Linked DNA regions of Homo sapiens: region 2 is linked to region 1. Evidence: read pairs that join two places in POLR2A ChIA-PET (ENCODE). Cell type or tissue: Panc1. All regions are shown on one strand. Links, peaks and the distances in the headings refer to the core of each region. The heading gives the core; the rest is flanking DNA. Region 1 has its middle 130 kb from the start of LINC01170. Region 2 has its middle 57 kb from the start of LINC01170.

The links. ChIA-PET counts read pairs that join two places held together with the same protein. Peaks named below come from ENCODE experiments on the same cell type or tissue, not always from the same donor. Only the 100,000 strongest peaks of a DNase experiment are listed, where the experiment ranks them.
Region 2: POLR2A ChIA-PET joins it to region 1 with 14 read pairs; 2 of 35 experiments call an interaction of 5 or more read pairs at or near these places.

What each region holds. Positions count from the first base shown.
Region 1 is chr5:124,560,858-124,576,498 of GRCh38, reverse strand. No RefSeq gene overlaps it. Among named protein-coding and RNA genes, the nearest start is that of LINC01170, 130 kb to the right of the region's middle. In Panc1, for the core only: no CTCF peak of the experiment used is centred there; no DNase peak of the experiment used is centred there; H3K27ac peaks cover 3,804 bases.
Region 2 is chr5:124,487,214-124,502,854 of GRCh38, reverse strand. No RefSeq gene overlaps it. Among named protein-coding and RNA genes, the nearest start is that of LINC01170, 57 kb to the right of the region's middle. RefSeq lists enhancers at 87-672, 4,766-5,356, 5,357-5,948. In Panc1, for the core only: no CTCF peak of the experiment used is centred there; no DNase peak of the experiment used is centred there; H3K27ac peaks cover 1,137 bases.

The DNA of each region.
Region 1 (15,641 bases), core at 2,509-10,508:
TAGAGGAATTGTGATTCTGGGTTTGAAGCAATCAATAAATCAAATGTAACATCTAAGGTAATTTTAGAGCATTCCCGGGGAAACATGGCTCATTCAGTTGCTCCTCTATCACTTAAAACAGAGTTCTTTGTCTTTGGGGTTGATGAGTAGGTATAAAAGCAAATCCAGAGCAAACTGTCAGATAAAGCAAACTCAATTCTTGTCCTATAATGACAAGGTCATGCACCACATAGAACTGCTTTTAGATTGGCTTTGAGTAAACTCAGATGAAGAAAAATTTGTATTAGAAAAAAAAGAGTGAGAAAAAAAAAACAAAAAACACCTCCCACCTCACCTGAGAATACAGAGGGATGAGAAGGCGTCCAGCTCTGGCAGGGACACTAGCAAATAGCTGTTTCCATAATGACTTCTTTACATTATTGAATACAATGGGAACTTTAAGGGCGACTGCAATAACAGTTTCTCATAAAAAATTAACAAAGAATTTATGGAAATGTAGGAAAAGTCCCAAAGCAATTAGCTTAGATTTCTCTAGAGTCTGAGAAAAGCCTGGATAATTGCATGCAGAAACCGCATAAAGTGGCTATTTTCATTATCGCTGGATACCGAAAGTCCATTTTCATCACAATGGGATATAATGATGTTAAAGCTAACAGGGAGATACGTTTAAAAAGGTTACAACACGGTTTACCAAATGGTTTGATTTATGTAACTTTGGAGATACACACTTAAGATTACTGTTAAGGCGACTGGAGAGGTTACCCTTGAAATTTCTAAAGACTCCTATATGATAGGAAAATATATTACAGTTTCTGAAAGCTAATTGTACATTACCACTAGGATGCACAAGAATGAATTTAATTTGTCTCAGAATTGAAAGTTGAATTGTACTACAAGCTGGCACATGAATATCCATTCTGACTGACTCTCTTGTAAATTGGCTATTATGTATGTTTATAGGTGCACCTAGGGCTGGGGTCCTCTCCCTGAATGTCTTAGAAACTCTGAGGTCCTGGCACCCTAAGGAAGCAGAGGCAACATTCTGAAAATCTGCAGAGTCTTTACTAGGCCTAAAGAGAGATTAGACATCATTATGTAAATGTCACTATTTTCAGTAAAATAAAATAAAATGAAGCGCATCATCTTTTCTTGTGATATTCACTCACAAGCACTGGCAGTTTAATGACTCTTCCCAAGTCCAGGAAAGCCATCTTCTCCCCGGCTGTCTGTGAAGAAATGGGGAAAGAGACATAATACAGTGAGCTTTCATCAACCCCCAGTGTCCTCTGCAATGTCACAGACACATACAGATCTGGATATCCTTTTCTATCTATAAAAAGCTGTAGTTAAGGCTGTGCCTGGGATTTGAATGATTCTTGAAACCATTAAATAGATTCTTGCTCTGAAGCCCACAGAATATTAATAACTTTTGTTAGCTGCAGTGTCAAAAGGATCATACAGTCTCAATCTTATTTGGTAAACACTCACTGTTTAAAAAAAAAAAGAAAGAAGAAAGAGATTATTTAAGTGGTTCCAACAAAAGCCTCAGCAGAGGTCCTACTCTGAATGGACACTGCTGCCTGGGGACAAATGTCAACACAGTTCAAGCTTTGTTAAAAGGACTGAAAGGATCCGCAAGCCTGCACACGGACACGCTTATGGCCAGCATTAAGAAAATCAATCTAAAATAACAACACCACATTCACATCCCAACCTGGCCAATACACTTCCAGCAGATGTGACAATCATATTTTGACAGTTCAGATAGCTGATAACGGATGGCAAAAGAAATTTCTATTTGACAGGGGACCTGAGTTTACACAATTACAGCCCTTCTGTTTGTCTGGGGCACATTAAGGACGCAAAAAGTGGAGAGAACAAACAGAAGCCAGTGTCTTGGTATAATCAAGGCAAAGTGATATGAGCCCCATCAGTATCATTCCAGTCTACTTTCAATTTTATTTCCTTCTGCATTTAATAGTAGCCCAAAGAATAAATTAAGATTCCTGCAGTCCTCCTTGTTTCCCAGCTTGCCATCTTTTTGCTAGGCTCTTTGTCATTTCAAATACATTTTTTTAAGCCCATCATTCACCTGGCTAATGAAAGAAAGGAAGGAAGAATGAATAGAAAGCTTTGTTGTAAATGGAACTGGCATTTCACTCAGGCATTCTGAGCAGCTCTGACATTCAACACCCTTGTACCTGAAACTCCTGGACATCTCCCATTCAGGCAGGTCAAATAAAGCTGTTCCTTGGGGGATAGTTTAAAACTACTTGTAACATGTTTTGATTTACAGATTATCAATTCTGCTGAGCAACAGAGGGACATATTTGGGAGTCGCATAAACAAATATATTCAGCGGTGCTGTGGATTAACCTAAAGTGACACATTTATTTAAAAATCTGCCTACTACTTGTCCTCATTGATTAAATGCCCTTAAGAAAGTAAGTCTGATGAAATGAAAGCCATTAAGATGCAGCACACCTCCTCTGCTCCTTTTGATGGTTGACACATTCCCTGGAGTGGGAGATTGGACGGCTGATAAGCTAACACTGAATTATAAGCACTTTGTGGAATGTCACTGGCAAATGAAAGATCTACTGTTTTGCTTGCAAAGCAACCGTATGCCTTAACAGCACAAAAATGGACACGGTGCAGAATTATTTCATCCTCAGTGCTTAGAATATAAACAAATGTGTACACCGTGCGTGCATTTTCACAGTAGAGATCAGCTCACAGCCAGCGAGGCTTGTTTCTGGCTGTAGTACCATTGATCATGAAAATAGAAGGGCCTGCCAAGGACTTTGTCAACGTTGTCAGGACTCCAACAAGCATCGGGTGATTTTGCTGTTGCCTGTTGTTACCTGAGCTTTCATAGTTTTGGAGAGGGGATTGTATAGGGGCATGAGAGTGTGTTGGTGGTGGAACTGAAGCGTGGAGAGGTTAAATGGAAAACTTTTTTTTTTTTTTTTTTTTTTTTTTTTTTTTTTTTTTTTAGGAATTAGAGGTGTAAACAACATTCGAAGTGTAGAGGATAGGGTGCCAATGTGGAGTTCATGCCATGTGTTTCCTTACTAGTCTTATGGCTTCGAGAAAATCACTTCAATTTGCTGAGTGTCCAGTTTCTTGAGCTGAAAAATGGAGCTAATAATGTTTGTTTTTTATTGGATTGTGGAGAGGATGGTGGGGAATAATGTACAAGGATGTGCTTTGTAAACAATTCAACACCATACAAACATCAGGGGTCATCACTAACCACAATGAACTAGAGCACCAGGAGTTTGCTCCAAGTGGAGGACACTCCCCCTGAGGGGCAGTGGTTCCCCCCCGCCATTGGCCTCCCTGCTGTGCCCTAGTTCTCCTGCCTGATGTCAGGCAGAATCACCGTGAATCTCCGTTGCAGACTGTTCAAGGCCCTAACAGAAACACGGAGAAGATCTGAAACATAGTTTAGACCTCAATCTGAACGATGTAATGAATGTATGTTAAGATTAGCAATCAATCACACTGTCTAGAATAAAAATAATAAAGGGACCCTAAAGTGCAATGAAACACTGGTAAATTTTGGAATTGCTTTGAAACTAAATTGGTGACAAGACTTGAGGAATAGTCAAACTACTTTTTTGTTGCTCTTTCTCTTTATGAGCAACAAAAATAAAAATAAAATCTTTAGTGAAAAGTTAATTTAAGGCTGGCCAATGGCTCATACCTGTAATACCAGTACTGTGGAAGGCCAAGACAGGAGGATCACTTGAGGCCAGGAATTCAAGACCAGCCTGACAAAACAGCAAGGCCTCATTTCTACAAAAGATTTTAAAAATTAGCCAGTAGCTGGGCCTGGTGGTGTGTGCCTGTAGTGCTAGCTACTGGGAGGCTGGGGCAGGAGGATTGCTTGAGCCTAGGAGATTGAGGCTACAGCGAGCTGTGATTACACCACTGCACTCTAGCCTGGGTGACAGAGCAAGATCAAGTCTTAAAAAAAATAGTTATTTTAGGTCTATCCACATAAATACTAATTTTCCTTCAAACCTTTCTCTTGGGCTTTGCCCATTAGGCACAGACATTTTTTCCCCCCAAAAGCTGTTTTGATAGCATTATTTGTTCCAAAACACCTGTGATTTGGATCAGGAAGAATTTGGGGCTGAGCTGACCCATGCCCATATTACTATGGCTCTCACGAGGCTTTCTCTCTGAGGCTGATTCTGGAGAGGGCTCCGGCTGTCCTGTTCCAGTCTGAAACTCGAGGTGGGGGTAGTACGAACAGTCCTGCTTAACCCCTGCCATGTGGTGGCCATAAAATGAATTTGGTTCTGGTTTTTGCTTAGCCACTGCTAGCTGTGTTGCTCTGGACTTAGCTCTTAAAATTCTCTCATAATAATAATAATGCTACTAACTAGGATAATAGCAAGAACAATGATGATGACTTCTAATTACTGAGTGCTTCTCAAGTGCCAAGCATTTTTAAAAGGGTTAATGTGTTGTATCTAAGGCCGGGCATGGTGGCTCACTCCTGTAATCCCAGAACTTTGGGAGGCCAAAACTGGCGGATCACAAAGTCAGGAGTTCGAGACCAGCCTGGCCAACATGGTGAAACCCTGTCTCTACTAAAAATACAAAAATTAGCAGGGTGTGGTGGTGCGTGCCTGTAATCCCAGCTACTTGGAAGGCTGAGGCAGGAGAATTGCTTGAACCCAGGAGGCAGAGGTTGCAGTGAGCTGAGATTGAGCCACTGCACTCTAGCCTGGGACAGAGTGAGACTCCGTCTCAAAAAAAAAAAAAAATTATTAATAGAATTCTCCTAGGAAGCTGAGATAGTGGGTACTATTATCACATCTGTGGTACCAGTTCAAATTCCTCCCTCAGTTTCCATATCTGGTAGATTTGAAAAGAGGGCTCAAACCCAAGGCTGGGGGACTGAATCCTGAGCTACATCCACCTTGCTCACCTCATAGGTCTGTGGAGAATATTAAATGTGATCAAGCCTGTGAAATCATTTTTTAAAATATTTATTTATTTATTTTAGAATTGTACTAGTGGCTGGGTGTGGTGGCTCACACCTGTAATCCCAGCACTTCAGGAGGCTGAGGCAGGCAGATCACTTGAGGTCAGCAGTTCGAACCCAACTGGCCAACATGGCGAAATCTCGTCTCTACCAAAAATACGAAAATTACACGAGTGTGGTGGTGCACACCTGTAATCCCAGCTACTCGGGTGGCTAAGGCATGAGAATCTCTTGAACCAAGGAGATGGAGGCTGCAGTGAGCGAGATCATATCACTGCACTCCAGCCTGGGTGGCAGAGGGGAGAGTCTGTCTCAAAATTAAAAATAAAAATAAATTTAAAAAATTGTATTAGCAAACCATTTCTTATGAAAAACTTTGAAATCACAAAAGAAGTAAAAACCACTTATAACTCTATTGATTTTTATAAGAAGATGTAAAGTCAAAAGTCCAAATCCCTTCCTACACCTCCCACCCCATCCCTCAGAGATAAACTCTAGTTAATAGCTGTTTTGTGTGCACTTCCAGATACTTTTTCTGACGAAAGTTCATTGAAGAGTAGCACACTCCAAAATCCAAGTGTGAGCCTGATTTCCTGCTGCTGCGGCATGAAGGTCACAGGCTGCCCTTGACCATCCAGCGTGTCAATTTCAGGATGCTCTGGCTGGCTTGAGCTGTGTGACGCTTCTGCAAGACCATCTGCGTGTGTCGAGGGACTGACGGCCCCCAGCTGGCCCACGTGCTGGGGAACGTGCTCTGACCTGTCTAGGATTTTTTGTCCCAGATTGTGTCTGTTTGCCTCTTTCTTTCTTCTTCTGTCTCTCTTCCTTGCCTGCTGACCCTCTTCTTTTACATTGTCCCCTATCTTGATGTCAGCAGAAAACATTCTGAAGTGAAAGTGACTGGTGGGAAGGGGAGAAGGGGATGAGGAAAAAAAATCAATGTTCTATTGCTATTTTTAGCTGCTGAGACTCCCTTCCCCTGATTTAGCTAAGTGCTTTGGGGCAGAACCAGCCACCACACTTGGTAGCTTCAGCAGATGTCCTATTGCTCCCAAGGGAATAAACCAGATACCTGGAAGGAAGGGGAGACCTTGGAGCTTTATAGGAATTGGTGAATAGGTGGAAGAGTGAGCTCATGTTTATTCTCCAAGTGCCTGGTGAAACCCCTGCCCAAGCTCAGATCCCAGGCATAGAGCTCACCCTGGGCTTCTCCCGTGGCTGAAAAGCCCTGAGTGACAGTGGAGCTAGTGGCAGCAAGATTGATTTTCAGAAGATAATTCCAGTGAATTTACTTGGTCAGATGGGGAGAACCAGTAGCAGATATTTCTGCTGTTAGGGCCATTTTATGCTGAAGATTGTAAGGCATTCCCATTCCCATGGAATTCAGAGCAGCCCAGTGGGCTTGCCTGGACACCCAGAGCAGCACTGCCTCCACCGTGGTCCAGGCGTCCTCTATCTACCTGGAAAACACAGTTTCTTTTTCAGAATAAATGTTTAAGTCAATACTGAATAGAGGAAATTGTAGTGACAGGACCTGCATACTTGATGTATACATCTTCTGCTCCTCACTTCTTTTTTTTTTTTTTTTTTTGAGATGGAGTTTCGCTCTCATTGCCCAGGCTGGAGTGCAATGGCGTGATCTCGGCTCACCGCAACCTCTGCCTCCCAGGTTCAAGCAATTCTCCTTCCTCAGTCTCTCAAGTAGCTGGGATTATAGGCATGTGCTACCATGCCTGGCTAATTTTGTATTTTTAGTAGAGACAGGGTTTCTCCATGTTGGTCAGGCTGGTCTCGAACTCCCGACCTCAGGTGATCTGCTGGCCTCGGCCTCCCAAAGTGCTGGCATTACAAGTGTGAGCCACCATGCCCGGCCTTCACTTCTCTTTTACATTTGACTGAACTGATAAAAGTAACCTAAAATCCAGAAACTTTTCTTGCTCCAACTGCTGCCTTGTGACTCGTTTACATAGTACGTTTTCACCTCTTCATAACTGGCTAAATGTAGTTTTAAGCAGAATCTTGGTTGTCCAGTTGATGTGGCGTGGCTCTCACTGCCTCTTTCTCACACATGCAGAATAATGTAGAACTGATTCCATCTAATAATAAGGAGGTAGAAGTTCCACTAAGAGAAGTTAGTCACTCATGGCATTGGAACCATGAAAGGGAAGCTATGAGTGGTTTATCAATGTCAGAAGGAGCCAGGGATTGAATTACAACTTAATATGCACAGTTGGGTGTATTTTATTATTTATAACACATGCTTCATTTTTAACACTCCTCTGAATGCAATATCACTCTTCATCACTCTTCGGATGGGTCTCCCATCCTGAACCCCTCCCTTGCCCAACCTCCATCATTTAAAATACTGTGAACTGTTGCTGTCAGGCAGGCTAGTGCACATGGAGCCAGGGATATCTGGTTTCATTTTTGCTTTTTTAAAAAGAAGTCAAGTCTAGATCTCTCAACTGCGTATTCCAAAGGCTTCATGAATTGAAAACGAAGAAAAAATATTCTATTTTTGCATTAAAATACAGCTTGTGCTCTATTTAAAAAAGAGCTTGTGCTTACCTAGGAGATTCAAAATACAAAAATAATAGACTCATTCAAAAGTATCTGTGACTCTCTGGGGGACATTGTGCTAGGCATTCGGGATACAGACATGAGGAGTTAGACAGGACTCTGAACTCATGGAGCTTACATTCTTGTTAGGCAAAAAGCAAGATAATTATAGATTGCAACTGAATGCTATGACTGAAAAACAGTAACTGTCTGATAGATAATCAGGGCCAGGCAGAGGAAGGGGCTGCTGTCCAGTGATCGTCTGCAGAAGGAGGAGGCAATTAAGCTGGTTGAGGCAGAGATGTTAATTTTCAGATCCCTGCTAGGCCATTTATAAACTCCTTTGGCAGGTCTCGAGTAGCTCATCATTGTAACACGGACAATGAGGCAGGTTGCAGGAGGGTCACATGGAGAGTTCCCACTGGAGATCTACTGGTTTGCTAGAGCTACCATAACAAGGTACCATAGACTGGATGGCTTCAGCAACAGAAATTTTTTTTGTCATAGTTCTGGAGGCTGAGAAGCCTGATATCGAGGTGTTGACAGGGCTAGTTTTTGGTGAGGCTTCTCTTCGTGGCTGTAGATGGCCGTCTTCTCCCTGGATCTTTATATGTCACCATTTGTGCATGCACAAGTCTGTGTCCAGATTTCCTTTTCTTATAAGGGCAATGGTCATACTGGGTTAGGGCCTAAATTAGCGATCCTATTTTAACTTAATTACCTCTTTGAAGACCTTATTATCTGCAAATACAGCTACATTTTGAGGTACTGGGGGTGAGGACCTCAACTATGACTTTTGAAGGAAGAAAACTGAGCCCTTCAGGAGAGGAAAAGAAGAATGTCTACCTTTCTGAGAATGGTTGTAGATTTTTGTAGGGATGCAGTTTGGGAACATTATCTTATCCTCTGGGTATCTTGTAATGTGCTGCACCTTGTGTCTAAGAAAAATGACCATCAGATAACACATTCAAGGACCATTTTGCATTCTTCAAGTACACTGGGCATCAGTGGGTGGGTCCTGTCATGGGTCAGCCTCCTGGGAACCTTGGACTGGACTGCAGATTTTTTTTTTTGACAATGTTTTACATCTATTATTCAAAATGGGAAGTTGATGTGACTACCAATTCTGAAAAGGTGCTGCTGAACATTCTCTATCTAATTGAATATATATTAAAATTATCAAGCCAAATCATTAGAAAAAGAACACCTACTTTAAAAATTTTTGTTGATACATTCATAATTTTGTACCATAAAAGGAAATCAATTGACAATTGATTGAAAACTATGTGGTCAGTGCTCTGCTAAGGGGGAACTAGAAACACACAAATTGATTTATTCTTTCTTTCACTCAACAAATATTTATTGAGTCTTTACTGTAGGTTTTATCTACCATGTCCATTTTAGAAAACCTGGCTAAAGATAATTCAAGCATGATCTGATTTCACTAACTGTGGGAGGTGGATATTTAAGTAGACAATTAAAATGGGCCAGACTCGTTGGCTCATGCCTGTAATCCCAGCACTTTGGGGGGCCAAGGTGGTCCGATCACAAGGTCAGGAGTTCGAGACCAGCTGGGCCAACATGGTGAAACCCCATTTCTACTAAAACTACAAAAATTAGCCAAGAATGGTGGCACGCACCTGTAGTTCCAGCTACTCTGGAGGCTGAGGCAGGAGAATCACTTGAACCCGGGAGGCGGAGGTTGCCACTGCACTCCAGCCTGGGCAGCAGAGCAAGACCCCATCTCAAAAACAAACAAACAAACAAAACAATTAAAACAATGTGACACCTGAGTAGAGTAAGTACAAATGCAGGCATGATCTGAGTTTATCCAATTTGTTCGATGTGCTTTTTATTGTAAAATCCCTCTACAAACCACTGTGCTGGGGGCATAGTAGAGATAAGACCAGAAAGGTCTGGGATATCACATTACTCAGAGAAGGTTTCCTGGCTCCCATGGAATTTCTGGGCAGAACCTGTGAGTCTGCATGTTTCTCTTAGTAGACTTGATTAATAAGTATGTATCAAAGAATCAAAGAAAATGGCCAGGTCTTGTTTTACAAAGACACTCACATGAACATATTCAAACTGATACTCCCAAACTACTTGCTCTTACTCTACTCAGGTGTCACATGGTCTTTTTTTTTTGAGATGGAGTCTCACTGTCGCCCAGGCTGCAGTGTAGTGGCACGATCTTGGCTCACTGCAACCTCCTCCTCTTGGGTTCAAGCGATTCTCCTGCATCAGCCTCCTGAGTAGCTGGAATTACAGGTGCGCACAACCACACCTGGCTAATTTTTGTATTTTTAGTAGAGACGGGGTTTCACCATGTTGGCCAGGCTAGTCTCAAACTCCTGACCTCAAGTGATCCGCCCGCCTTGGCCTCCCAAAGTGCTGGGATTACAGGGATAAGCCACTGCCCTCTGTCAAATTGTCTTAATTGTTTACTTACATATCCACTTCCCACGTTTAGTCTGTGCATTTCTGTAGTGCCAGAAGTGGAGCCCACTGAATGGTTGATAAACATTTGTCGAATGAATGAATGAATCAATTTGGAATTTCTTGGAAAGCTTTTCTTTGTGTAGGTTGTTTCAGACTTTGTAGTAATTATATATATATATATATATATATGTGCATTATTTTATATTTTTTAAGACACTGGCTTTCACTATATTGTCCAGGTAGGAGTGCAGTGGCCATTCATAGGTGTAATCACAGTGCACTACAGCCTCAAACTCCTGAGCTCAAGCCATCCTCCTGTCTCAGCCTCCTTAAGTAGCTGGGACTACAGGCATGTGCCACTATGCCTGGCCAATATATTTTTGAATTAGATTAAAAATGCATCACTAAATTGTGGCACACAATAGTATCTAGACAGAGTTCTAAAGTACATTTGGATGCATGCATGACAAGTGTGATCCATTAAAAGGGCTTCGGAAGGTATCTTTTATGCATTGTCTAAATGGAAGGCTACTAAAAATGCATGAGAAAGAGAATGAGAGCACAAGTGAGAGTGAATTGAACTTAGCATTTGGAAAAAAAATGAGCACCTTGGTCACATTCATCAATTGTACCAAGATATTGCTCAGGCCTTGCAGAGATGGGAACACAGAGTACCGTGGGCTCTTAACTATTCCCAAGGGCCAGAGCTCCCTGATATGCTTCTCTGTCATATTTGTGGGCTCACATAAAATCAATAGAAGTTCCAGGAGAGTCAGGAAAATATGTGAGGATAACTTCTGGTTTCAGGGGATTTTAACTGATTCTAAGAAATTTGGACAAAAGACCAGTGAAAATCTCTTAGCAAAACAAAAATCGCTTCTGAGATGAATTGTAACTAAATGAATGGGAAACACCAATAATTATTCCTATCTTGAAATTAATAGTATCTGGAGACAAAGTGATAGAAGATGAAATATGTACATTGGAAATCCATAATATAAAGTTTATTTAACATTTATAAAATCATCATGTTCAACAATAAGAGGTTAATTAAATTATGATACATCCTTATGATAGATTACCTGATAGCCATTAAATATATATTTTTTAAATTTAAAAGCTATGAAAAACACTTATGCAATAAACTAAAAAGTAGGTTACAAAAATATATAAATATTAAAAACACAATTGTGTAAAAATATGTATAGGAGAAAGATCAAAGACCTGGCTGCCAGAATGTTAACTGCTATTTTCAGGTGTATGTATGTGTAATGTGTATGGGGGAATGAAGGTCAATGGTTTTTCTACATAGCTATTTTCCTATATTTTCCATGCATTTAAAAAATTTTCTTTTAGGCTGGGCATGGTGGCTCACGCCTGTAATCCCAGCACCTTGGGAGGCCAAGGCAGGTGGATTACAAAGTTAGGAGTTCAAGACCAGCCTGGCCAACATGGTGAAACCTGTCTCTATTAAAAATACAAAAATTAGCCAGGTATGGTGGTGCACAACTGTAGTCCGAGCTACTTGGGAGGCTGAGGCAGGAGAATTGCTTGAACCCGGGAGGCAGATGTTGCAGTGAGCCCAGATCGTGCCACTGCATTCCAGCCTGGGTGACAGAGTGAGACTGTCTCAAAGAAAAAAAAAATTCTTTTAAATTATGAAAATTTCAAAGAAATAGACAAGATTGGCAATCACAGAAATGATACTTATGCACCCATCACAAAGATTAAACAGATGCTAATAATAGGCCATATTTGCTTCCGATCTCTCTTTAAAACATACAAGAAATTTGACATTACAGGTAACAACTTTAGTGTCACTCCTCTCTCCTATTCTCCCACCCGCTTTGTAGAAGTAATCACTGCTTTTTCTTTAGGTACATGTTTGCCTAGAATAAACATTGCATCTCCCAGATATTGCCATTTGAGTGAATTCCGGCCAGTGGAAGTGGAATTAAAGTAGAAGTTATATGTACAACATCCTGGAGGATTCGCTAAAGAAGGAAGGGCCCCTTCTCTTTCCTCTTCCTCCTTCATACTGGCTAGAGTGGGGCTATCATGGTAGGAGCTCTCTTGGACCACTACGTAGAAGCTATGGGCTATGGACGGTGGCGCTACGAGACAGAAAAATTCGTTTTCTTCATGCCTGCAGAGTTGCCATCTCAACTAAAGCAACTTATGTAGACTTCTATTTGACAAATCTAATTCTAATGTATTTATGCCACTATCACTAAATTTCTTGTCAATGGTAACCTAAATTAACCCATACACTGTGCATCATTCTGAAATACGTCTTGTAATTTTTAACACATATGTATGTATCCTAAACTATATGTAGTATGAGTTAATATTATAACTAAATATTATACTGTACATATCCTTTTGTAATTTGCTTTTCAAAAAATATAACAAGTTGTTTTTCATAATCATTCATGTTGATATCTGTAGATGCAGTTCACTAATTTTGGCTGTTATATATTATTCTACAGTTTATGTCTATCCCCCTTGAGGAATATATAGATTGGTTTCACTTTTTTATTATTATAAAAAGTGCTATAACAAACATCTTTGTACATGGTTTGTTGTGTAAATGGTGAGTTTCTCAAAGGTGGATACCTAGTGGTGGAATTTCTGGGTTAAAGAGTACACATGGCCAGGCTTGGTGGCTCATGCCTGTAATCTCAGCACTTTGGGAGGCCGAGGCGGGTGGAACACATAAGGTCAAGAGTTCAAGACCATCCTGACCAATATGGTGAAATCCCATCTCTACTAAAAATACAAAATTAGCCTGGCGTGGTGGCGAATGCCTGTAATCCGAGCTATTTAGGAGGCTGAGGCAGGAGAGTCTCTTGAACCTGAGAGGCGGAGGTTGCTGTGACCTGAGATTGTGCCACTGCATCCAGCAACGGGCAACAAGAGTGAAACTCTGTCTCAAGACAAAAAAGAAAGAAAAAAAAAAAAAAGAAAAGAGTACATACATTTTTAAATTTTACTAGGTCTTGCCAAAGTGGTTGTTCTAAAAATCTACTCTTTCCGGCAATGTTAAAGAGTTTCTATTTCTCTTCATCCTGAATAATATTTGATATTATTGGGCTTTTCAATTTTTGCCTGTCTGATGAATATGAAATGGTGTTTTACAGTCATTTTCAATTTCTCTGTTTTTCATGATGAAAATGTATCACCTTTATAATTAAGAAAGATAAATATTAAAACCTCTCCCGGCTTGAATCTCAAGATGTACATTAAGTTGCTTCAGGGAGTCTAGACATGTATCAGGTATCAGTGGGGAATCTTTCTCATCCATATGGTTCTCTCTCTAAGCTCCTAGAGGCATCTAATCTATTATTCTAGAAACGCTGTGTACAGTAATACAGGACAATAAACTTTTGTTCTGCTTAACACACTTTTTATGAGAGTTTCAAAATCATAGTGCTGAAGCCAGCTGAATTGGTGACCTGTGACTTGGTGTTTCTGGATTCCTTGCTACAAAATTGTCTTGTTCTGCTGCCATTGTAAGCAAGTCTCTTAGCTCCTTTGTATTATCTACCCTTCCAAAATGCTGTGAAATGGAGAAGCATGGTTTTGCTTGATCCCCCTTCTCCCCGGCAGTGTCTTCTGTGATTCTCTCCTCTTGGTGAATATGTGCCTTCCTTCTACTTCCACAGTCATCTCCATCTTACTCACCTTCACTTTTTCCTCCCTCACTGACGGCGCTATCTTGATTCAGATTTCTATAGACCAGGGACCTGAGCCCAACTGACAGTTCATCATGCAAAATTGCTCTCTTGAGGTCATTGCTTTCTGAAGGCCTTTTGTACTTTATTTTATTTTTGAGACTGTCTCACTCTGTCGCTCAGGCTGGAGGGCAGTGGCATAATCACAGCTCACTACAGCTTCAACCTCCTGGGCTCAGGTGATTCTTCCACCTTAGCGTCCCTAGGAGCTGGCTCTACAGGCGCATGCCATCAAACCTGGCTGTTTTTGAATTTTTGTAGAGACAGGATTTTGCCATATTGCTCAGTCTGGTCTTGAACTCCTGGTCTCAAACAATCCACCCGCTCCGGCCTCCCAAAATGCTGGGACTACAGGCGTGAGCTACGGTGCCCATCCAGCATTTGCACTTTAATAGGGGACTCCGAAAGACAGAAGCCTCGAAGACTTCTGTCTTCGAGAAGAACTTCTAAGCCTTCGAGAAAGGACTAGATCTCTTTGAATAGAATTTAAGATACTTGATTAGTGCAAGAGGTAAAGGTTTGGAGCTTAGAGACTTCGTTGAAGGTGCTCCAATGATAACATAAGATTTACAAATGTGAATCAACTTGAGATTGGCCCAGCACTTAAAAAATATGTGTACATGGCCGGGCGTGGTGGCTCATGCCTGTAATCTCAGCACTTTGGGAGGCCGAGGTGGGCAGATCATGAGGTCAGGAGATCGAGACCATCCTGGCTAACACGGTGTAACTCCATGTCTACTAAAAAATATAAGAAATTAGCCGGGCGTGGTGGTGGGCGCCTGTAGTCCCAGCTACTTGGGAGGCTGAGGCAGGAGAATCACTTGAACTGGGGAGGCCTCAAAGGTTGCAGTGAGTCGAGATCGCACCACCGCACTCCAGCCTGGGTGACAGAGCAAGACTCCGTCTCAAAAAAAAAAAAAAAAAGTGTACATGAAAATAATATGTTAGTCAAGTCTTGTTAAGACAATATTTCACATAGTGTATGTTTATTTCCAGATCTTTAAGGTAAAATTCTAGTAATGACAAGAAAAGCCACAGCTGTATAAAGTCCAAAGGTGCTGAAATGATAACATAAGATTTACTAATGTGAATCAACAGGGTCTTGTTGTGTCACCCAGCCTGGAATGCAGTGATGCCATGATGGCTCACTGCAGCCTCTACCTCCTGGGCTCCGTTGATTTTCCTACCTAAGCCTTCCAATTAGCTGAGATACAGGCCCACGCCACAACACCTAGCTAATTTTTGTATTTTTTGTAGAGACAGGGGTCTTTCTATGTTGCCCAAGCTGGTCTCAAGCTCCTGGGCTCAGGCAAGCCTCTCACTTTGGCCTCCCAAAGCGCCAAATTTACAGGTGTGAGGCATCATGCCTGGCCTAGAAGTACCATGTCTTATTGTTTCTGAACATACAAATCAAAGACACAAATGGTGACATAATTTAACAATAATTTTGGTCTAATATAATTTAGATATGATTGTTCTCAGTATTTACAATTTTGTTCCCTCTGTGAAATAATTTTTTTTTTTTTTTTTTTTTTTGGTAAAAGAGAAGAGTGAAACACTGTAGAATTCGTAGCTGAACTTCGGACAGATTAGCACAATCTTCTTTTCCATGCCTCAAGGCCGCCTGCAAATATCTTAAATAAAAGTTAAAGGCATTTACCTATTTTTTCAAATCCAATGGAAATATTCATATTAAAGACGTTTTATACAAGTCAGCTTCACTTTAAAAACACTTCCAAGGGCAAGTTGTTGATGTAAATTGTCCTTATGTTCTGTTTTACTTCTGCAGTGTATTTAGACTTTTGAATTATAATGGGCAAATCTATATACCAGAGGATTTTAGTGTTTGAAATTTATTTCACTTTGTTCATACAAACTCAATTATTCCAGAAATAAGAATTCTG
Region 2 (15,641 bases), core at 3,865-11,864, 75 kb after region 1:
CGCCAGAATGAGGTATATTTATACTTTGGTGGCAACCAATGGCTATGAGAACTAGGCCTTGGTTGAACTTTAATGGCTTAGTTAATATTCTAGGAAAAATTACTCATGCATAATTTCATGCACGTCTGTGTGAAGAGACCACTAAACAGGCTTTGTGTGAGCAATAAAGCTTTTAATCACCTGGGTGCAGGTGGGGTGAGTCCGAAAAGAGTCATCGAAGGGAGATAAGGGTGGGGCCATTTTATAGGATTTGGGTAGATACAGGAAAATTACAGTCAAAAGGGGGTTGTTCTCTGGCGGGCAGAGTGGGGGTCACAAGGTGCTCAGTAGGGGAGCTTTTGAGCCAGGGTGAGCCAGGAGAAGGAATTTCACAAGACAATGTCATCAGTTAAAGCATGAACAGGCCATTTTCACTTCTTTTGTGGTGGAATGTCATCAGTTAAGGCAGGAACCAGCCATCTGGATGTGTACATGCAGGTCACAGGCAATATGATGGCTTGGCTTGGGCTCAGAGGCCTGACATTCCTGCCTTCTTATATTAATAAGAAAAATAAAACAAAATAGTGTTGAAGTTTGGGGCAGCGAAAATTTTTGGGGGGTGGTATGGAGAGAGAATGGGCGATGCTTCTCAGGGCTGCTTCAAGCGGGATTAGGGGCGGCGTGGGAACCTAGAGTGGGAGAGATTAAGCTGAAGGAAGATTCTGTGGTAAGGGGTGATATTGTGGGGATGTTAGAAGAAACATTTGTCATTTAGAATTATTGGTTATGGCCTGGATACAGTTTTATATGAATTAAAAAACTGAATGGAATAAGAGAAGGAGAAAAACAGGTATAAAAGGTCTAAGAATTGGGACGACTCAGGACATCTGATTAGAGAGTGCCTAAGGAGATTCAGCATAGTCCTGCCAGCAAAGATTATTTATTTACTTCAAGAGTTAAGAGTGGCAGTTTGAGGATAGCACCAGGAGATATCAGCTGTGATGGCTTGGAGAAACAGTGTAAACAAGAGCAGGGCATGTATGAGTAGTTGAGAACCGTGAATAGGAGTATGACTAGACAGAAAGTAGTAGGGATGACAAGTTTTTTGGGGCACAGTCTAAGTTGGTCTGGTGTCTGGGATGAGACTGGGGCCTAATAAAAAGGAGCATCTATACAGGAGCTCAAATGGGCTGTACCCTGTAGCATTCTGAAGACAGGCCTGACTTCTGAGAAGGGAAAGTGGTAAAAGTATTGTCCGGTCATTTTTAAGTTGGTGGCTGAGCTTGGTGAGGTGTGTTTTTAAAAGACCTTTAGTCCGTTCTATTTTTCCTTAAGACTGAGGACCATAAGGGATATAAAGGTTTCACTGAATACTAAGAGCCTGAAAAACTGCTTGGCTGATTTGACTAATAAAAGCTGGTCTGTTATCAGACTATATAGAGGTGGGAAGGCTAAAGTGAGGAATTATGTCTGACAGAAGGGAAGAAATGCCTGCAGTGGCCTTCTCAGACCCTGTAGGAAAGGCCTCTACCTATCCAGTGAAAGTGTCTACCTAGACTAAGAGGTATTTTAGTTATCTGACTCGGGGCATGTTGAGTAAAGCTAATTTGCCAGTCCTGGGTGGGGGCAAATCCTCGAGCTTGATGTGTAGGGAAGGGAGGGGTCCTGAATAATCCCTGAGGAGTAGTAGAATAGCAGATGGAACACTGAGAAGTTATTTCCTTGAGGATAGATTTCCACAATGGAAAGAAAATGAGAGGTTCTAAGAGGCGGGCTAGTGGCTTATACTGTAGCATATCCTGCCTTTGCTGGTGTGTGGCGATTAGGCCTGGTGGAACTGCCATCAATAAATCAAGCGTGATCAGGGTAAGGAACAGGAAAGAAGGAAATATGGGGAAATGGGGTGAATGTCAGGTGGATCAGAGAGATACAGTCATGGAGGTCAGGTGTGGTATCAGGAATAATGTGGGAGGCCGGATTGAAGTTTGGGCCAGGAACAATCGTAATTGTGGGACTTAACAAAGAGTGAGTACAGCTGAAGGAGCCGAGGAGCAGAAAGTATATGCGTCAGGTATGAGGAAGAAAATAGATTTTGGAAGTTATGAGAGCTGTAGAGAGTGAGTTGAGCATAGTTTGTGATTTTGAGGGCCTCTAAAAGTATTAGGGCGGCAGCAGCTGCTGCACAGAGACATGACAGCTAGGCTAAAACAGTAAGGTCAAGTTGTTTGGACAGAAGGGCTATAGGGTGAGGTCCTGGCTCTTGTGTAAGAATTCTGACTGCACTAACCATGCCTAGGAAGGAAAGGAGTTGTTATTTTGTAAAAGATTGAGGTTTGGGAGATTAATCGGACACGATCAGCAGGGAGAGCACGTGTGTTTTTATGAGAATTATGCTGAGATAGGTAACAGATGAGGATGAAATTTGGGCTTGACTGAAGTAATGGGGGCTGTCTGTGAAGCCTTGCGGCAGTATAGCCCAGGTAATTTGCTGAGCCTAATGGGTGTCAGGGTCAGTCTAAGTGAAAGCAAAGAGGCTGGGATGAAGGGTGCAAAGGAATAGTAAAGAAAGCATGTTTGAGTTCCAGAACAGAATAATGGGTTGTGGAGGGAGGTATTGAGGATAGGAGAGTATATGGGTTTGGCACCATGGGGTGGATAGGCAAAACAATTTGGTTGATAAGGCGCAGATTCTGAACTAACCTGTAAGCCTTGTCTGGTTTTAGGACAGGTAAAATGGGGGAATGGTAAGAAGAGTTTATAGGCTTTAAAAGGCCATGCTGTAACAGGCGAGTGATAACAGGCTTTAATCCTTTCAAAGCGTGCTGTGGGATGGGATATTGGCATTGAGCCAGGTAAGATTGATTAGGTTTTAATGGGATGGTAAGGGGTGCATGATCGGTCGCTAAGGAGGGAGTAGAGGTGTCTTATACTTGTGGGTTAAGGTGGGGAGATAAAAGGGGAGGATGTGAAGGAGGCTTTGAACTGGGGGAAAAGGCAGCAATGAGGTGTGGCTGTAGCCCAGGAATAGTCAGGGAAGCAGATAATTTAGTTAAAGTGTCTCGGCCTAATAAGGGAACTGGGCAGGTGGGGATAACTAAAAAGGAGTGCTTAAAAGAGTATTGTCTAAGTTGGCACCAGAGTTGGGGAGTTTTAAGAGGTTTAGAAGCCTGGCCATCAATACGCACAACAGTTATGGAAGCAAGGGAAACAGGCCCTTGAAAAGAAGGTAATGTAGAGTGGGTAGCCTCTGTATTGATTAAGAAGGGGACGGACTTACCCTCCACTGTGAGAGTTACCTAGAGTGTCTGTGATGGTCCTGTAGGCTTCTGAGGTGATGGGGCAGTGTCAGTCTTCAGCTGCTAAGCTGAGAAGATCTGGGAAGGAGTCAGTCAGAGAGCCCTGGGCCAGAGTTCCAGGGGCTCTGGAAGTGGCTGCCAGGTGAGTTGAACAGTCTAATTTTCAGTGGGGTCCTGCACAGATGGGACACGGCTTAGGAGGAATCCCGGGCTGTGGCCATTCCTTGGTCTAGTGGCCAGATTTCCAGCACTTGTAGCAAGCTCCTGGGGGAGGAGGTTCTGGAGGAAACTCTGGCAGCTGCGGTTCAGGCATTTGAAGTTCTTGTGTGCTGGAGATGTGGCTGGGGTTTGTCTCACAGTGGAGGCAAAGAATTGCAACTCAGAAATATGTTTCTATTTGGTTGCCTCTACTCTATTATTGTACACCTTGAAGGTGAGGTTAATTAAGTCCTGTTGTGGGGTTTGAGGGCCAGAATTTAATTTTTGGAGTTTTATTTAATGTCGGGAGCAGATTGGGTAATAAAATGTTGAGAATAAGATGGCCTTTTGACCTTTTAGGGTTTAGGGCTGTGAAGCGTCTCAGGGTCGTTGCCGAACGAGCCATGAACTGGGCTGGGTTTTTCATATTTGATGAAAGAGCCTAAATGCTCACTGATTTGGGAGAGGTCTGATAAAGAAAAAGGAGCATTAACCTTGACTATGTCTTTATCTTCAGCCACCTTTTTAAGAGGAAATTGCTGGGCAGGTGGGGGAGGGCTACTCACGGAATGAAACTGTAAGCCGGACCGGGTGTGAGGAGGGGAGGTGATAAAAAGATTATAGGGTGGAGGAGCGGAGGCTGAGGAAGAATTGGGACCTAGCTCGGCCTGGTGAGGAGCAGCCTGGGGAGAAGGGGAGAAGTCAGATGGGTCTGTAGAAAAGGAAGATTAGAAAGACTCAGCAAGGCTTGCGATTGGGACTGAGGGGACAGGTGGGAGGGAAAGAAGGAAAATTTGGGACAAGTTGCATTGGGCACAGAGACTAGGGAGGCACGGATGTAAAAGAATGCCTGGACGTCAGGCACCTCAGACCATTTGCCTATTTTTCGACAAAAATTATTTAGGTCTTGTAGGATGGAGAAATTGAAAGTGCCGTTTTCTGGCCATTTAGAACCACTGTCGAGTTTGTATTGGGGTCAAGTGGCATCGTAGAAGAAAATAAGGCATTTAGGTTTTAGGTCAGGTGTGAGTTGAAGAGGTTTTAAGTTCTTGAGAGCACAGGCTAAGGGAGATGGAGGAATGGAGGGTGGAAGGTTGCCTATAGTGAAGGAGGCAAGCCTAGAGAAAAGAGAGAGAGACATGGAGGGAAGGGGTTCGGGGATTCTTATCTTCCAGAAAAGTGGGAAAGGGGTCGCGGTGCAGAAATAAGGGGTTGAGGCACAGAGATAAGAGGTTGGGGCATGGAAATAAGGGATCGGGGCACAGAGATACAAGATGTCAGAGCACAGAAATAAGGGATCGGGGTGAAGAGATACAAGGTTGGGGTACTTGTCCCTCCCCCAGAAAAACGAGACTTGCTGCTAAGGGTGAAGGAGAAGGGGTTGAGGGGTTCTTGTCTCTCCCCCAGAAAAGCAGAGAAGGGGTAGAGACACAGAGAGAAGGGGTTGGGGTACTGGCCCCTCCCCTAGAAAAGCAGGACTTGCCACTAAGGGTGAAGGACCAAGGCAGGCGTCCCTGCGTGGTCTGACACCTCTGAAACGTGGGTGAGTAATTAGAGAGGTGTCCCTGCAATGATTAAACACCAAAGGAAGGCTGCCTTCCCTAGTCCATGACTGGCGCCGGAGTTTTGGGTCCGCAGATAAAACACGTCTCCTTTGTCTCTACCAGAAAATGAAAGGAACTGAAATTAAGAGAAGGGAGAGATTGAAGTGTGATGCCAAGATTGAAAGGAGAAAGAAGGTGAGAGATAGTGAGGGAGGTTGGAGAAGAGAGTATAAAGAGGCCGCTTACCGGATTTGAAATTGGTGAGACGTTTCTTGGGCTGGTGGGTCTGAGGACCTGAGGTCGTAGGTGGATCTTTCTCACAGAGCAAAGAACAGGAGGACAGGGGATTGATCTCCCAAGGGAGGTCCCCCGATCCGAGTCATGGCACCAAATTTCATGCACATCCGTATGAAGAGAACACTAAACAGGCTTTGTGTGAGCAATAAAGCTTTTAATCACCTGGGTGCAGGCAGGGTGAGTCTGAAAACAGAGTCAGCGAAGGGAGATAGGGGTGGGGCCGTTTTATAAGATTTGGGTAGGTAAGGGAAAATTACAGTCAAAGGGGGGTTGTTCTCTGGCGGGCAGAGTGGGGGTCACAAGGTGCTCAGTAGGGGAGCTAGTGAGCCAGGATGAGCCAAGAGAAGGAATTTAACAAGACAATGTCATCAGTTAAGGCAGGAACAGGACATTTTCACTTCTATTGTGGTGGAATGTCATCAGTTAAGGCAGGAACTGACCATCTGGATGTGTACGTGCAGGTCACAGGGGATATGATGGCTTGGCTTGGGCTCAGAGGCCTGACACATAATAGAAACATAGGGAAGTTTGGACATTCTTTTATCTAATGATAGATTTGTGACAAAAAGGTAAAATAATGAGGTAATATAAAAGCATTTTTTTTGTTATGACTACCTCTAATAATATAGACTTCTGTAGTATAGAAGATCAGCATGGAAAAGGACCTAGGGCTTCATACTCATTTTGGAAATGATTCCACATGGATTTACCATCCTCCAGGGAAGGGATACAATGGACTTTGCTTATGTCTTGTGAAAAGGATGTTCAGTCCTGGCCCCCATTTTTATCTCTGCTCTTGACCACATCTGACTCTCAGGGTGTCCATATTGCTTCTTTTTCTCTCAGCATTCATGCAAGTTTATTGAGAACTTAGCTTTTTAAAAAAAAAAAATTCTTTCTGTGAGTGATTATTATAGTGGGAATATATTTCAGGATACTTCTTTTGCTTTTGACTAATAAAGGAAACTAAGTCCTATCAGAAGTAGTTGAATATTTCCTCCATGTTCTACAATGGTACATATTTTCTTTTAAATTTGGGGATGAGGATGCATAAAAAATTTTTTAGGTCTGGCTAATACATTGTTTTGTCAGACAGCCATGTGCAGAAATACTCATAAAAATAGATCCTATAATATATTTTAAGGGTAAATGTAATCCCTATAAGCTGTGAATAGTGTTAGAAAACATAGAATCCAACTCTCTTTCCTTAAAAGAAGCATTTATCTCAGAAGCCAATCAAAAAAATTGAACTCAATACACCCCAAATACCTTTTAGTTATTTATTGAAAAATTAATTCAAATTTTGTCACCAAGTCCTCACACTGATTATTTTTCCATCTAACCACTCATACAGCCAACCATAAATAATCAAGCCAAAACAACAATTGGCAGTCATAGAGAGAGAATGATATTAAAAGGTAGAAAATAAATGTATCCATCAGCTGATGGAAATAAAACCAATAACCAATGAAAATAGTAAAGAAAACATTAATTCAGGAGGCACCCTTTCCATTTGCCTTAGGAATCATGAGTAGCAATTTGAAACCCTGTTTTTCTCCTGGGAAGGGGTGCTGCCTAGAATATGATATAAACTATACTGATCAAATAAAGAGGAAAGCCTCAGGCTAAAACAGAGAGAAAGAAGTTACAACAAAGAAAAACAGCTAGTTGTATGAAATGACACATTTATACACCAATAAAGTAAAATTAGAAATCTCCCTCCACATAAATGTTATATTAGCTGCAGAAGAAAAATAGCTGTCTAACAGAGATCAGACTTGAAAAAGAGGATGACATAAAATAGAAGACAACTTCTAATAGTTCCCAGAGCATGCCTCCTTAATGTGTATATATATATATTTAGATTTTGATCATGATATAATATTAGTTTTGTTACATGCTATATAGAGTTACCAGAAAAAAATGAATATCTTAGGAAAAATGTAATGAGAAACAATATGAAATAGTACACATTGGAACAAAAAATTTGAGGAATATAGATTATTAAATTTTAGCAGGGATTTGACATTCTCTTTCTTCTTTGGAAATGTAAAGCTCTTGATTCAGGCCAAATGATATCCTATGGCTTTTGTGAGCATCACTGAGCTTAGAAAAGTGTAGCCAATGACAAAGTGAAATATTGCAGAGGTATGCTTTGGATGTGATGAATTTGTTATTGCAGAAGTTCCCATTAGAAATTCAATGTCATCTATTAGGAAGGCCTCTGTGCCTAAGTTTATACAGTACATGGCTTCTGAAAGGCAACAGACAAGTACAATTTTTGTAAATTAAATGAATGTGCTTGTCATTTGTGGCTCATCATTCTGTAAAACCGTAGTACATTTGTAATGTCAATGATTAGGCCTAAAATATCTAATTGATTAGATTTTCTAAATCAGATTTTATTAGAGTAAAGCATAAAAATATTGCTGACAGCAATTTAAATGTCTGTAAGGATACTAAAATGACAAAAAGAAAAGATAATTATAGGAAATCATGAATGATTCACTTCATAGTCAATACAATGTAAACAAGATTTTATGAGTGTTTAATCTTTGCACAACTGGTAATCACTTCACTTTTCTCCCTTCCTCAAGCTAAACTCTTTAGAGTCTCAGTTCATATTTTGATCTATCAACAGCATTTTTTTGAAGTTGATCATTCCTTTTACTTGAAACACTCTTAAGACACTACCCTCTGCTAGAAGTCCTCACGGCTCACTGAGACTTTTTTTTTCATCTTCTTTCTGGTTGTATGTCAACATTAAAATGTTTAGGACCTAATCCTTGGATCATTTATCCTCTATTTGACCTCATATACTTAATGATCTCATTGGACTTTACAACTTTATTTGCCATGTGTATGTGAACTGCATTCTCTTCATCCTTGAGCTCCAGACTACTCACCCATGCAACACAGGCAGCATCTCCTCTTGGATGTCTAATAGGCGTCTTGAGCTTAAATATGTGCAAAACTGAATGCTTAATTTTCTCCCTCCCCCACTTGCTCCTTGACATTGTTTCATTTCAGTAAATAAAAGCTCCATCCTTTCATTTACTGAAGCTCCAAACCCAAAGTCATACTTGAAGCCTATCTTTTTCTCATACCCCACATCTAACGCACTAGTGAAGCCCTGCCTCTGCTAATATCAGCCTGACCTAAGCCACTAACTTTCCTGTTTTATTGCAATGATCTCCGAGGCCATCTTTCTGCTTCTTCTCTTTTCCACATACAGTTTTTTTCCCCTCAAAGCAGTCAGAGTGATTTTTTAAAAAATCTAAGCAAGATTAAGTCACTTCTCTACCCAACCTCCTCCAATCACTTCCTGTGCCATTCAAAGCAAAAGACCAAGTCCTTGCATCAGCCTATAAGATCTGTGTGATCTGACCACTTGACCTCTCCGATTTCGTTCCTTTAAATGCTTGCCCTACCTCCCATGCACTTCTCCAGCCACAGCCTCCTAGCTGTCATGTCAGGATCACTCCCAACTCACAGCTTTTGCACCCTGAGTCCTGACCACTCTTCTTTCAGACACCTACATGACTACATTCATCTTTACTAAATGTCATCTTCTCCGTGAGGTCTTTCTAATCACCCAATGTAAATGGCAATTTCCACCCCTGCACCCCCTATACTCCCTATCCCTTTCTTAACATTCTCCATGGCGGTTATCACAATCTGGTGTGCAATGTTTTATTTCACTTAATACCCATCCCCTCCCATTCTAACATACGTTCCATGAAGAAAGAAAGTATTGCCATTTTTGTTCACTGCTCAGCCCCCAAAGAAGTGCCTGACATAGAAGAGGGTTAATTAGTATTTGTTGAATAAATGACTAAGTGTACCAATAGGGCTACTTTGAATATTTAAGGAATCTAACCTACATGTACAATCTATTGTAAGATCTGAACTTTGCGACTTACAGAATTAATAATCTAAACTTGGGACCAGGGTTTATGTAGTAGAGTATACCACCAATATAGGTGGATTGGAAGTTATTCAAGGAAAATAAATGCAAAATCAGTATCTGGCCAAGGCATTTGATTGCTCATCTAGCAGCTCTTTCCCCTTTTTCTCCTAGTGAAAGACTTCTGATTTTCTGACAGTTATAGTGAATTCCATCCAACTCTGGAATGAATTAAGATAAATTTAAGCCAATCATGAAAATGTCATTTTTCTTTGCCCAGTAACTAACTAGGACAGTTCTTTGTCAATGTGATGTAAAGTCTCTGGGAAAAATTTTCTACTCTCATAAATTAGGCAGTAGTACACAGGAAAAACTCTCTATTTGCCTTATTCCTTGCTTCTTGCTTTGGATATTGCTTTTTGGGATGCAATGCTTGGAATTGGAACAGCCAACTTGTAACCACGAAGGAAGCATCACCAACATACTGAGGATGCCTGATCAGAAACATGGAAAAAGTTAACATGCTTGCTGATAGTGTTGATACTGGCCAACCTCATTACAGCCTGCTTGCAGATTTCTTGATAGGGAAGGTAATAAATATTTGTGTGGCTTATATCACTCTTTACTGAGTAATTTTTTACCTGTTGCAAAATTATCCTAACTGAAACAGAGGACTTGAAAAAGTGAGGACATGGCACTGATTCAAATAAACCTCAATTGTAACAATGTAACCGGGGAAAACAAACACACAGCTGTTCTGGTGAAAAAATCCTGCAATCATTTAAAATCTTGGAGTCGAGCCATGTGGAGCCAAGATGGCTGACTAGAAGCAGTGGCGATTGGGGGCTCCCGTGGAAAAGAACCATAACATAAAGTGCGAATCCTGCACTGGCAACCGAGGTCTCCAGGCTCTGTTATCACAACTCACTAGGCCGCTGGTGTGGCCCACAGAGAGGCAGGAAGAGCAGTGTGGTGCGGCAGCCCACGTGAGAGCCACAATGACACAGGGCAGGGGAGCCCCCACTCCCCAGTCAAGGGAGGCTGTCAGTGAGCGTGCCACCCAGCCTGGGAAACCGTGCTTTGTCCATGGAACTGTGCAACCCACGGATTGGAAGATCCCACTTGTGAGCCCACCACCAGGGCCTAGGGTCCTAACCATGGAGCTGCACAGATTCTCAATAGCCAATCAGCTAGAATCTGCTTAAGCCTGTGAGCTCCCAGCGGGGAGGGGCGACCAGCACCACAGTTGCGGCTACCTGCTGTCTAAGCTGTTTGAGCTCCCTGGGGAAGGGGCGACAACAAAGTCTGGGACTGATAGCTGCCTAACACAATAAGTTCCCAGGGTGAGAGAAGGGCAGCAGCCATCTCTTTAGCTCCAGGCTGCACTTTTCCCTTGATGCAGCTGGGGAGGCTGGACAGCTTGGTCAGAGGGGGTATCCTCCACAGCCAACACACCAGCTGTGGCAGCTCTGCGGACCAGCAGACTTAGTCTTTCCTCCAGCTAGTTCTGAGGAATCCGGGCAGCCCAGACCAGTGCGTTTCCCCCAGGGAAGCATACCCCCTCCACCAAGGGACAGTCAAAGTGCTTCGTTAAAGGGGTCCTGCTCCCTGTGCCACCCAACTGGGTAAGACCCTCCAACAGGGGTTGTCAGACACCCTATAAAGCAGCATTCCTACTGGCATCAGGTCAGTGCTCCTCAAGGTCAGAGATCCCAGAGGAAGGAGCAGGCACCCATTTTTGCTGTTATCCAGTCTCCTCGAGTGACATCTCTAGGTGTGGGAGTGAACCAGATGAATAGGGCCTGAAGTGAACCCCCAGCAAACCACAGCAGCCCTACAGAAGAGGGACCTGACCATTATAAGAAAAACAAATAAACAGAAAACAACAACAATAGCATCTACAAGAGAAAAGGCCCCAGAAAACTTCAATGGTCAGCAGCCTCAAAGATTGACACTAGACAAACTCATGAAGATGAAAAAGAATCAGTGACAAAAACGCTGAAAACCCAAAAGGTGAGAGTGCCTCTTCTCCAGATGATCACAAATCCTCTCCAGCAAGGGCACAGAACTGGATGGAGGATGAGATGGACGAATTGACAGAAGTAGGCTTCAGAAGGTGGGCAATAATAAACTCCACTGAGCTAAAGGAACATGTTTTAACCCAACGCAAAGAAGCTAAGAACCTTGATAAAAGGTCACAGGAGCTGCTAGCTAGAATAATCACTTTAGAGAGGAACATAAATGACCTGATGGAGCTGAAAAACACAGCACAAGAACTTCGTGAAACATATACAAGTATCAATAACTGAGTCAACCAAGCAGGAGAAAGGGTATCAGAGTTTGAAGACCATGTTGCTGAAATAAGGCATGCAGACAAGATTAGAGAACAAAGAACGAAAAGGAACATACAAAGCCTCCAAGAAATATGAGACTATGTGGAAAGACCAAGCCTTCAATTGATTGGAGTATGGGAAAGAGATGGGGAGAATGGAACCAAGTTGGAAAACACAGTTCAGTATATTATCCAAGAGAACTTCCTCAACCTAGCAAGACAGGCCGACATTCAAATTCAGGAAATACAGAGAACACCACTGAGATCCTCCATGAGGAGATCAACCCCAAGACACATAATCATCAGATTCTCCAGGGTTGAAATAAAGGAAAACATGTTAAGAGCAGCCAGAAAGGCCAGGTCACCTACAAAGGGAAGCCCATCAGACTAACAGTGGACCTCTCAGCAGAAACCCTGCAAGCCAGAAGAGAATGGGGACCAATATTCAACATTCTTAAAGAAAAGAATTTCCAACCCAGAATTTCATATCCAGCCAAACTAAGCTTCATAAGCAAAGGAGAAATAAAATCCTTTTCAGACAAGCAAATGCTGAGGGATTTCATCACCACTAGGCCTGCCTTGCAAGAGCTCCTGCAGGAAGCACTAAATGTTGAAAGGAAAAACCAGTACCAGCCACCTCAAAAACACACCAAAATATAAGGACCATTGACACTATCAAGAAACTGCACCAACTACTGTGCAAAATAACCAGCTAGCATCATGATGACAGGATTATATTCACACATAACAATATTAACATTAAATGTAAATGGGCTAAATGCCCTGAATAAAAGACACAGACTGGCAAATGGGATAAAGAGTCAAGACGTATTGGTGTGCGTATTCAGGAGACCCATTGATATGGTCTGGCTATGTCCCTATCCAAATCTGAACTTGAATTGTGTCTCCCAGAATTCCCACATGTTGTGGGAGGGACCCAGGGGGAGGTAATTGAATCATGGGGGCCAGTCTTTCCTATGCTGTTCTCTTGATAGTGAATAAGTCTCACGAGATCTGATGGGTTTATCACGGGTCTCTGCATTTGCTTCTTCCTCATTTTCTCTTGCTGCTGCCATGTAAGAAGTACCTTTCGCCTCCCACCATGATTCTGAGGCCTGCCCAGCCATATGGAACTGTAAGTCCAATTAAACCTCTTTTTCTTCCCGGTCTCGGGTATGTCTTTATCAGCAGCATGAAAATAGGACCAATACAGTAAATTGGTACCAGCAGAGTGGGGCATTGCTGAAAAGATACCTGAAAATGTGGAAGCAACTTTGGAAATGGGTAACAGGCAGAGATAGGAACAGTTTCATGGGCTCAGAAGAAGACAGGAAAATGTGGGAAAGTTTGGAACTTCCTAGAGACTTGTTGAATGGCTTTGCCCAAAATGCTGATAGCAATATGGACAATAAAATCCAGGCTGAGGTGGTCTCACATGGGGGTGAGGAACTTGTTGGGAACTGGCACAAAAGTGACTCCTGTTATATTTTAGTAAAGAGACTGGTGGCATTTTGCCCCTGCCCTAGAGATTTGCGGAACTTTGAACTTCAGAGAGATGATGAGGGGTAAATGGCGGAAGAAATTTCTAGACAGCAAAGCATTCAAAATGTGATTTGTGTGCTGTTAAAAGCATTCTGTTTTGAAAGGCAAATGGAGCATAAAAGTTTGGAAAATTTGCAGAGCCTGATGATGCAGCAGAAAAGAAAAACCCATTTTCTGGGGAGAAATTCAAGCCAGTTGCAGAAATTTGCATAAGTAGCAAGGAGTCTAATGTTAATCCCCAAGACCATGGGGAAAATGTCTCCAGGCCATGTCAGAGACCTTCATGGCAGGCCCTCCCATCATAGGCCCTGGAGGCCCAGGAAGAAAAAGTGGTTTCATGGGCCAGACCCAGGGACTCCATGCTGTGTGCAGCCTAGGGACTTCTTGCCCTGTGTCCCAGCTGCTCCAGCCATGACTGAAAGGGACCAATGTACAGCTTGGGTGGTGGATTCAGAGGCGGAAGCCTCTATCCTTGGTAGCTTCCATGTGGGGTTGAGCCTGCAGGTGCACAGAAGTCAAGAATTGAGGTTTGGGAACCTGCACCTGGATTTCAGAAGATGTACAGAAATGCCTGGATGCCCAAGCAAGAGTTTGCTGCAGGGGCAGGGCCCTCATGGAAAACCTCTTCTAGGGCAGTGCAGAAGGGAAATGTGGGATTGGAGTCCCCCACACAGAGTCCCTACTGGGGCACTGCCTAGTGGAGCTGTGAGAAGAGGGCCACAGTTCTCCAGACTCCAGAATGGTAGATCCACCAACAGCTTGTGCAGTGTGCCTGGAAAAGCCACAGACACTCAACACAAGCCTGTGAAAGCAGCTAGGAGGGAGGCTGACTCCTGCAAATCCATGGGGACAGAGCTGCCCAAGACCATGGGGACCCACCTCTTGCATCAGAGTGACCTGGATATGCGACCTGGAGTCAAAAGAGATTATTTTGGAACTATAAAATTTGATGGCCCTGCTGGATTTCTGACTTCTATGGGCCCTGTAACCCTTTTGTTTTGGCCAATTTCTTCCATGTGGAATGGCTGTATTTACCCAATACCTGTACCACCATTGTATCTAGGAAGCAACTAGTTTGTTTTGATTTTACAGGCTCTTAGACAGAAGGGACTTGCCTTGTCTCAGATGAGACTTTGGACTGTGGACTTTTGGGTTAATGCTGAAATGAGTTAAGACTTTGGGGGACTGTTGGGAAAGCACGATTGGTTTTGAAATGTGAGGACATGAGATTTGGAGGGACCAGGGGCAGAATAATGTGGTCTAGCTGTGTCCGTATCCAAATCTCAACTTGAATTATATCTCCCAGAATCCCCACATGTTGTAGGAGGGACCCAGAGGGAGGTAATTGAATCATGGGGGCTGGTTTTTCCCATGCTATTCTCGTGATAGTGAATAAGTCTCATGAGATCTGATGGGTTTATCAGGGGTCTCTGCATTTGCTTCTTCCTCATTTTCTCTTCCTGCTGCCATGTAAGAAGTGCCTTTCACTTCCCGCCATGATTCTGAGGCCTCCACAGCTATATGAAACTCTAAGTCCAATTAAACCTCTTTTTCTTCCCAGTCTCAGGTATGTCTTTATCAGCAGCATAAAGACAGACTAATACACCCATCTCATGTGCAAACACACAGAGGCTCAAAATAAAGTGACTGTGGAAAATTTAGCAAGCAAATAGAAAGCAAAAAAAAAAAAAAAAAAAGTGCATATATATTTAGGATATATAAATCTGAGTACCCAATACAGGAGTACTCAGGTTCTTAAAACAAGTTCTTAGAGACCTACAAAGAGACTTAGACTTTCACACAATAATAGTGGGAGACATTAACACCTCACTGTCGATATTAGACAGATCAATGAGATGGAAAAATTAACAAAATATTCAGGACTTGAACTCAGCTCTGGATCAAGTGGACCTAATAGACATCAACAGAACTTGACTTTATCCCTGGGATGCAAGGCCTGTTCAATATATGCAAATCAATAAACATAATCCATCACATAAACAGAAGCAATGACAAAAACCACATGATCGTCTCAATAGATGCAGAAAAGGCCTTTGATAAAATTCAAAGTTCTTTCATGTCAAAAACTCTCAATAAACTAGGTATTGATAGAGTATATCTCAAAATACTAAGAACTATTTATGGCAAACCCACAGCCAATATCATACTGAATGGGCAAAACTGGAAGCATTCCCTTTGAAAGCTGGCACAAGACAAGGATGCCCCATCTCACCACTCGTATTCAACATAGTATTGGAAGTTCTGGCCACGGCAACGAGGCAAGAAAAAGAAATAAAGGGTATTCAAATAGGAAGAGAGGAAGTCAAATTGTCTCTGTTTGCAGACAACATGATTCTGTATTTAGAAAACCCCATTGTCTCAGCCCAAAAACTCCTTAAGCTGATAAGCAACTTCAGCAAAGTCTCAGAATACAAAATCAATGTGCAAAAATTACAAGCATTTCTATACACCAACAATAGACAGAGAGCCAAATCATGAATGAACTCCCATTCACAATTGCTACACAGAGAATAAAATACCTAGGA